2 separate regions of the Homo sapiens genome follow, and region 2 is linked to region 1. Evidence: chromatin contacts called from ENCODE Hi-C data. All regions are on one chromosome and are shown on one strand. The core of a region is the stretch at or near the end of the contact, and the rest is flanking DNA. Distances in the headings are between cores, read along the strand shown. Region 1 holds the start of SCIN (scinderin). Region 2 has its middle 47 kb from the start of TMEM106B.

Region 1 (4,333 bases), core at 1,328-3,827:
ATACCTTATATGTGTCGACTCATTTAAACCAAATAATCTTATAAGGCAAATATTATTATTTTCCCATTTTAGAGATGAGGAACATGAGGCTGGCTGTGTGTAGTTAAGTAACTTCCTGAAAGTCTCAGAACTAAGGATGAAAGCAGGAATTGAATCAAGGTAATGTGTACTATAGCCTGTTATTGTCAAAGATCAGTAAGTGGTAGTAATTGGTTTCATAATTATCGTCACTACATAAAAGCTATTTAATCCCAACCAATTATATTTCCAGGGTTTTATCTCAATTATAATACTGCGAATGCATAATAAAGTATGTTCAATATGCTATTTGTAACACTGTATTGGCAAAATATACACAAAATTTAAATGCCTAGTGTTGGGGCTCAGAAACCAATACCACAAAATGTGACACTTTGACATGCTGAAATGAAGAAGGCTTAAGTTTTCTTTGACCTTCCTTCACCAATCCTCTCTTTCCCAAAGCACAGAATGAAGGTATTCTCTGAAGTTCCCTTATCTGCCTAAAGTCTCGACTTGCCAAAGAAGAAAACAGTTACCTCTGGTCTCTTCCCTGACTTTCCACAAACTGAACTCATATTGCAGAAAGAAAGACTGAAGTCTGTCAACACACACGGAGAGCTCTGCAGGCTTAACATACTTTGTCTCAGGCCACTGTATGTTCTTCAAACACATTGAATTCCCCTAAAAATCATTTTCTAACCCCCCAAATCACCCATACATCACCCATCTGCCTTTCCTCTAATAAGGAGGTACAACCCTCTGTACCTCATTGGGATATTGGCCAATCACTCTGTGATTCTCCCCCATGCCCGCTGATAAATTTGTATGCCATTTGTCCTGTTAATCTGCCTTTTGTGACTTGATTTTTCAGTGAAACTTCAGAGGGTAGAGGGGAAGTTTTCCCTTGGCCCCTACACTATGAACTGAGATAGACAAAATAAATTAGTATGTTTATAAAGTGGAATACCATATGGTCAGTAAAAACCGGTAGCTCTATGAGTACTGTGTGTTGATACACAGACACACACACACACACACACACACACACACACACACACACACACACGGGGGGGGATTCGAAAAGGTTATATGTTACATTTTCTGTTAAAAATTTAAAATAACTACATTACCTATATTCTTGTTGACAAAATTTGAGTGCCTGGAAAAATACATAAGAAACTGGTAACGTAATTGCCTTTGGGGAAAGCAACTGGGTGGCAGGGTGAAATGGAGATAATTTTTTATTGCACACATTTTGTACTTTTAATTTTTTTACCATGGTCATGTAATAACCTATTAAAAACATAATTTAATTAAGGAAAAAAATCTAATTTTGCATTATTATTGACCTTCCAGGGATTCATGTAATTTGAGAAATTGAATGAAAACAATTTTACATGCATGAAATTCAGCTTTCTTACTCTATACATCCTGAGTGATTTGCCTTTTTCAGTAACAGAATCCTTTGCTATACCAGCTTGTTAAATGAATGCCAAATCAAGAGTAAAATTTCCATCTGTATTCCATAGTGTTTTAGCCATGCTGCAAAAGCAAAACCTGTAGGTAAAACAAAGAAAATTATCACCTTGAAGCTAGGTAACAGGTAACCCAGAAGTCCGGCCAAGCATAAAATTACAGCCACAAACAGCCCTGCAGAGAACATCTCAGGACGGCGGCTGCTGGGTTTTTGTTGTTGTTTTCATCTTTCTTGGCCAAAGGAAGCAGGTGTTAAGAGAGCTCAACCACAGCTCCTGAACTCTGAGATTTACAGAGCTCTGTCACCTGGGGTAATACTGCCATTCTTCCAGGTTTTCTTCCTGTCCAAGAAATCTGACATGCTGTTTTTCATGGTATTTTCAAACTGGAAGATCGAGACAGAAACTTTGGTCGTCAGGAATGCAGAGATTGCCCAATGAAATGACAGAATTGATCATTAGGATGCTTGTTACTCAAAAAGCCCATTTTTTAAAGAAGGATGTATTAAAATTATTCCAGCATGCTAATGTGGCACACTCCTCTGCTGCCTAACGGCAGGTGTTGCTATTAGCAGAGGAAGCCTTGTTCTAAGAATTATTCTAGAGGGCCAGAAAGAACAGGTATTGCTCCACCCGAGTAAACGCTGACTCAACTCTGCAGGGCTGGCGCGCTCTTTCCTCACCTCACCCCTCCTGCCAGGCACAACTGAGATCCAGAAATAAGAGGATTAGCGAGAGAAGGGGAAATATGCAGGACGGTAGTGATGGGTATGCACAAAGGAGTGCCAAGCAGTTTTAACCGTTAATGTTCTTCGTCTATTGCTAGAGAAAATGTCTTTCCTTGGAGGAGGCATTGGCACGAGTTACTATAAACTCCCTCTGAATCTCAAGACTTCTGGGACGCCGATTCCGCTCCTGGCCTGGGGCAAGGCGTGGGAGCTTGGAAGCCAGCGCTGCGCTCCCCGTGGGAAGCGATCGTCTCCTCTGTCAACTCGCGCCTGGGCACTTAGCCCCTCCCGTTTCAGGGCGCCGCCTCCCCGGATGGCAAACACTATAAAGTGGCGGCGAATAAGGTTCCTCCTGCTGCTCTCGGTTTAGTCCAAGATCAGCGATATCACGCGTCCCCCGGAGCATCGCGTGCAGGAGCCATGGCGCGGGAGCTATACCACGAAGAGTTCGCCCGGGCGGGCAAGCAGGCGGGGCTGCAGGTCTGGAGGATTGAGAAGCTGGAGCTGGTGCCCGTGCCCCAGAGCGCTCACGGCGACTTCTACGTCGGGGATGCCTACCTGGTGCTGCACACGGCCAAGACGAGCCGAGGCTTCACCTACCACCTGCACTTCTGGCTCGGTAAGGGACGGCGGGCGGCGGGACCCCGACGCACCAAGGCCGGCGAGGGGAGGGCGTAGGGGTCTGAGATTTGCAGGCGTGGGAGTAAAGGGGACCGCAAACTGAGCTAGCCACTCGCGCCCCCACGGGGCTGCCCTTTGGGGCCGGCCACTTTCTCCCTACCGAAGTCAACTCGCCGGCTGCAAACGCGGGGCTCAGGCGTTGTCCGCAATTGACTTACCTCGCAGGCTTTGACCTTTGCCAGGTGTAGTTCCTGGACTTTGGAGCTGGTGACTGGCTTCTTCCCCTTTCACCGTCAAGTATCCAAACGCCACTCTTGTCCAGGGCCGCTGCCTCAGCGCACACCGTCTCTGGCCAAGCCCCGCTCACCTTCCGACAAACTCAGTCCTGCTTTCCCTGTCGGGATGGAGAGGAAGTCATAAAGTCTGGGGGCATCTGCCGCCGCTAGGAAGAAGTCCTTTTCTTTTTCTTCACACATTATTTTTATTTGTTGCTTTCGGGCACTGGCTTATTTTCTCTATGATTGCGGGAATTATTGTTCTGGGCTTCTTTAAAACAGGATTCTACCCGCACCATGCTGCTTGTGGGTCTGGTAGACAAAAACTCCGCTTCATTCGGAAGCTGGCGTCCTCAGATAGAAGTAAGAAAAAAATACAGATATTTTATATACAAATAAATAGCTCTATATGGGTATTTCATATATTTATGTAGACTGCTTTATTGTTATTATTTATTATTTATTTTAGCAAGGACACAAGATGGAACAGAAACGGCTCCTTCAGCAGTAGTAATTATTTTGAGCTGCGTTCGTGCCAGGCTGTCAGGACACTGGGCCTTGTGTGTTCTTTTTCCACCTTCTACTTTTACTCATAAACATCCTGAATGTCCAGCCTCTCCCCAGGAGGTCTTGTGCCAGTGGGCACACCCTGTCTAACAACATGCCGATTCTCTGAGCCTTTTTGCCTTCTTTTAAAACTAGCTAGCCTGCCCAGTACTCGTGTTTGTTTAGTTTTATCCCTGAGCTTAGGAGGAAAACACACAAAACCACACACACTTACACATTTTTGAGTCCCTGAAAGCCAACACTGTAATTTCCAACATTTGAAGATTTTAAGAAACAAAATAATAGAAAACATTGAGTAGTGACTGTCTAAACATTGGCAAACACCTGGAACAGGCATTTGAGAAATGAGAAATGAAAAATACGTAGATGAAGATAAGACTTTTAATTATAACATTTGGAGTCAAAAATTTGTGTTAGCTTGAGGAGGCAGAGAAGGCTCAGCCTGAGTTCTGAACACATTTTGGCTTCTTGATGCATTGCTGTTATTCCTATTATAATGTTGTAATACACAGTCATCTATTTGTATTTTCTGCCAGAAAAGACTGAAACTTTTATAACCCATGTTCAAGAATGAATGATGCCAGATAGAATAATGATGTCCTTACAGAGGACTTTCCATGCAGAACTTAAATCTAGCATGAATGAA
Region 2 (4,333 bases), core at 465-2,964, 310 kb before region 1:
AATGTAGGTGAATTGTACTGACACTTTAAAGGTAAATATAGTGTTTGGATTTATGTGATCTCAAAGAACAAAGCAGCTATATGACTAACAAATCAGCTGCCCTTCGTGTGATGGCTTCTTTATGTGTTAGTCATCTATTTGGGACTCTCTTATGATTCTAATAGCACATTTTCTCATGAAGATAATGTCATGACTTCCTTGGATGGAAACTTCTAGTTGTCTCACAACATCTATTCTCCTTTTCTTTCTTAGAACCCTGTGTTTTAGGTGGGCCTATTGCCAATCAAAGATTACCTTTAGTAGCTCATCTTGTGGCTAGATATGGCATATGATTAAATCTAGGTCAATAATATGCAGGCGGAAGCATAATATGAGACTCATGAGTAGTGATGAAAGAAAAAGGGCCTGCTCTTATGTCAATCATCTTCTCTGTTGCCTCGAACCCAGACTTAATGATGGGATCTCTAACAGGTTTTTCAGACTATGAAGTAATTATAAACTTGGAAACAACACTGAAAGTGATGAAGCACATGATAGAATTCCCAGTCTTTGTGACACAGTGAAGCCTCTCTACTGGTTTTAGATTTCTTAGCTTCAGACATTTTTTAAGAAAGAGAAACTTCTATCACATTTAAGCAAATATTATGTTTGACATTTCTGTTATATGCAGCTGAATCTGACAGAATCCTAAATTTTCTTTCAAAGAAGATTAATAATTTTTAAAATACACATGTGCTCAATATATATCTGATACTGGCAGCATGTTAAAGAGGAGGAAGTGATCAGCTTATTCTAATGTAGTTGATGGTATCAAGTATAATGAATACTGAGAACCAACCACTGGATCTAGTAATGTGAAGATCATTGCTTGCTTTGAAAAGAACAGTTTTTAATAACTATTGACGAAAAAAGGAGACATGAAAGGAGCCAAAACACATTTGAAGTAGGTTTAACAGAGAATGGGAAGAAAGGATTTGCAGAAGAGGATCTACACAAGTCATTTAAATAATTTTGTTGCAAAAGTGATAAATAAAAGGAGAAAGCAACAGAGGAAATGGGATTAGAAGGTATTTTAAAAGAAAAAATAAAAGCATTGTTGCATGACCGTAGGTATGATCAAGGAAGAGAAGGAAATATTGCTAACGCAGAGCCTAGACCAACTGGGAGGGATGTGATATAGAGCCCAGAGGAGCAATCACTTCAAATGGGAACATGGATGGCTCATTTATAGGCCCAAGTGGGAAGGCAAAAGTTGTGAGTGGGAATGGTGGTAAGTGAGTACAAGTCGTGGTGGAAGACTATGCCACTTATGTATTGCTACAGTTTTTAAGAAATATAGGAAGCAAGGCCATTGGCTAAGAGTGATGATAGAGGAGATTTGGAGGTGTGAGAAGAGAGTCTTTTAAGGGGATGCTTCCCAAACTTAAATACACTATGCAGAAGAATCTCCTAGTATCTTGATAAAACTCAGGTTCGTATTCAGTAGGTCTAGGATGGGGTCTGAGATCTGTATTTCTCAGAATATCTAGGTAATATCAATAGTGTTGGCCCATGGGCTACACATGGAGTAGCAAAGTTCTATGAGAAATGAGAAAGTTGAGTGAATCAGGAAAGTACTGAGTGCGTAACAGCATTAAACATCTACTGGAGTTCATTGCTGTTAACTGAAAGTGAAACTAATCAGAATATTTGTGTGTTTTGTTCCAACTACTCTGGGCTTAAATGAGGCCAAATGTGGCTGGAAGTGAAAGTGAAAATGATGAAGGAAGAGAGATATGAGTCAAGGGTGTGTGCACTGGAGAGGTTATAATTGGTAAATTTAAGCTGGGTTAGGAGGGAGAAGTGTTACAGAGTGAATATATCCTGCCGCAACTCATTTGTTGAAGCTCTAACCCCCAGTGCAATGGAATTTAGAGGTAAGGCCTAAGGGAGATAATTAGAGCTAGATGGGGTCATGTAAGTGGGTCCCTCATGATGAGATTAGTGGCCTTATAAATAGAGTATGAGAGAGACCTCTCCTCTCTTTACCCAAAAAAAAAAAAAAAACAAAAAAAAAAAAAAAAAATATCAGTGCACCCAGAAAAGATCTTTGCACTGAGGAAAGATCACATGAGGACACAGCAAGAAGGCAGCTGCCTGCAATCCAAGAGACAGCTGTCACCAAAACCTGAATTGGCTGGCACTCTTGATCTTGGACTTCCCAGCCACTGGGACCATGAGAAAATACATTTCTGTTATTTAAGCCACCACACTTCGTTATGGCAGCTTGAGCAGACTAGTAACGAAGGAGACGGAACAACAAGAAGGTAAGGGTCAGTAAAAACAGATTCGTGAAAAAGGTGATGTTGAAATTTTTGTGATGAGGAGACTAGATAATGAGATTATAGTTGGGGAGGATACCAGGTACTGACAATGTCAAGGTCTAGGATGTGACCATGAGACTGAGTGGTTGAATTAGGGTGGAAGACAAGCTTTGGGGAAGAGGGGAGTTCAAGAAACAGAGGCGCCCACATTTAAAAGGACTATTCATGTTCTCATCAAAACCTGAAATAAAGAAGAGAATGACAGTGAGTCAGGGGCTAACAGTTATAGTGACTGATGTAACTGATGATACTTTCAAAGATGCAAGTTTCAAAGAGAAGAGGTAATAATGTGCTAGAAATGACAACAGTAGATACCTTTTGCTGAATGCCTTCTAATACAAGTTAAGCACTCTGTAGACATTGTGTCTGTTCATTCACAAATAACATCACCATTCACACCATTCATCACCATTCATAAATAAAGAATCTGAAGTTCAGAGAGGTTAATTAACTTTCCTAAGGTCACACAACTAGTAAGTGGATGTACTATGGTTTCAGAACCAATCAGTTTGAATCTAAAGGCCCCATGATGGATAAGCTGCTTATTTTAAAGTTTTTTTTCCTTAATAGTTTTTACATATCCAGAAGCAAAAGCAAGAAAACATTTTTCAACAGTTTCATCTCCTCAAAAATAAACAGAAACTAGAGCTAGAGCTAAAAGCCTATTTCTTTCTTCTTGTTATTCAAACCACACTCACTTCATACTACCTCATACACTTCAGTCTGTGATATGATACATAGTAGGTCTTCCAGACTTTAAAGTTTAATGTTCCACCTTTGTGATTTTTGTCATTTCTACTTACTTCCTAAACCCAAATTCTACCTGATTTAGCTTTCTCCTAGGGAATGATATCTATCATACCACAGTTTAGTGGGGAAATAATATTATTTTAAAATGCAGTGAAATATATAACTAGTAAAGTATACTTGTGTACAGAGAAAAATCAAGTTCTATCTCACTGGTAGCAAGCATATCAAATTTGGGGAAATTCAGGGATGGAGGCTATGGCATCGGGCTAGAAGTCAAAAGGCTAGAGTTCCGGACTAGCTCTTCCACTTATGGAGCTGTGCACTTGCAAAATATGCAGACTTTCAAAGCCTCTGGTCTCTGGAATGGATTTAGCACAATCTTGGCACATTGTATATTTTTCAATAAATATTAGCAAATATATCAATAATTTTCATGTCACCCACTGGTTACTTATAATCCCTCAAATATTTTGCCTCTTCTTTGTATCTCTGGAAGGAGATGAAATAGCCTTTCAACTACAGGTTTTCTAAAAGCTGGGTGTGCACTGTTTCTGCTATGCTACAAGAAGGTGAAACCATATAACTCAAAAGAAAGAGACAATCCTAAGAAAAATGAGTTAATTTCATAAACCTGAGTTGTAATTCTCAGATGCAGAATATTAAAAAGCCAACACTTTCTGTAAGAGCTTTCAGGACTCCAGGGGAAGCTTGATCTGTCTAATAAACTATAATGATAATAACCAAGCATACCTCACAGGGGTACTAAGCTTTAATGACTCAATACTCGTGGAACCTTTTGAGCACCTCCAATGTTATGTAAGCATAAATGAATAAGTAGGGACATTATATACCATTGTTATTTCTGCATTAAATTTATCTTGATAATTTCTTACAATATCTTATAAGGCAGGCACTGTATGAGACTAATACATGAACAAAGATATGAAAGAAATATAATATATAGTAGTGCTTTCCAATGAAATAATTATACTCTTATATTAGTGAAAGAGAATGGGGTCATTAATTGTACCTCTAAAAAGTCATTCCTCGATTGTAAAGAAGGCAAATGAGAATCTGGAATAGACACTTAAGATATAAATGTCTATAAAGAGTTTGAAAAAACACTTGCTATTTTTTTTTCCTATGGAAGAGACATCTAAGTTTTTAGATGCATTTTTTACACTGAAGAAATTTTAATGATTCTTTCACTGTTTAAGTTA

The links. A loop is a pair of places that touch in the nucleus more often than their neighbours do. Pooled maps may share reads with other maps.
Region 2: a map with no recorded cell type shows a loop between it and region 1 (4-fold over the local background). The contact joins the enhancer-like site here to the promoter of SCIN in region 1. A Hi-C loop is called at or near these places in 6 of 37 single-sample maps with no recorded cell type and 4 of 50 pooled maps.

Annotation. Positions count from the first base shown.
Region 1 is chr7:12,568,143-12,572,475 of GRCh38, forward strand. SCIN (scinderin) reads left to right here and starts at 2,578. Exons shown (of 16, transcript NM_001112706.3): 1 at 2,578-2,843. The coding sequence starts at 2,645. LOC107986768 reads right to left here. Exons shown (of 3, transcript XR_007060635.1): 3 at 1-3,239.
Region 2 is chr7:12,256,102-12,260,434 of GRCh38, forward strand. No RefSeq gene overlaps it. Among named protein-coding and RNA genes, the nearest start is that of TMEM106B, 47 kb to the left of the region's middle. Within about 2 kb of position 1,715, at least 5 of the 41 ENCODE cell types and tissues checked have a DNase peak (open chromatin) inside an H3K27ac peak, as active enhancers do.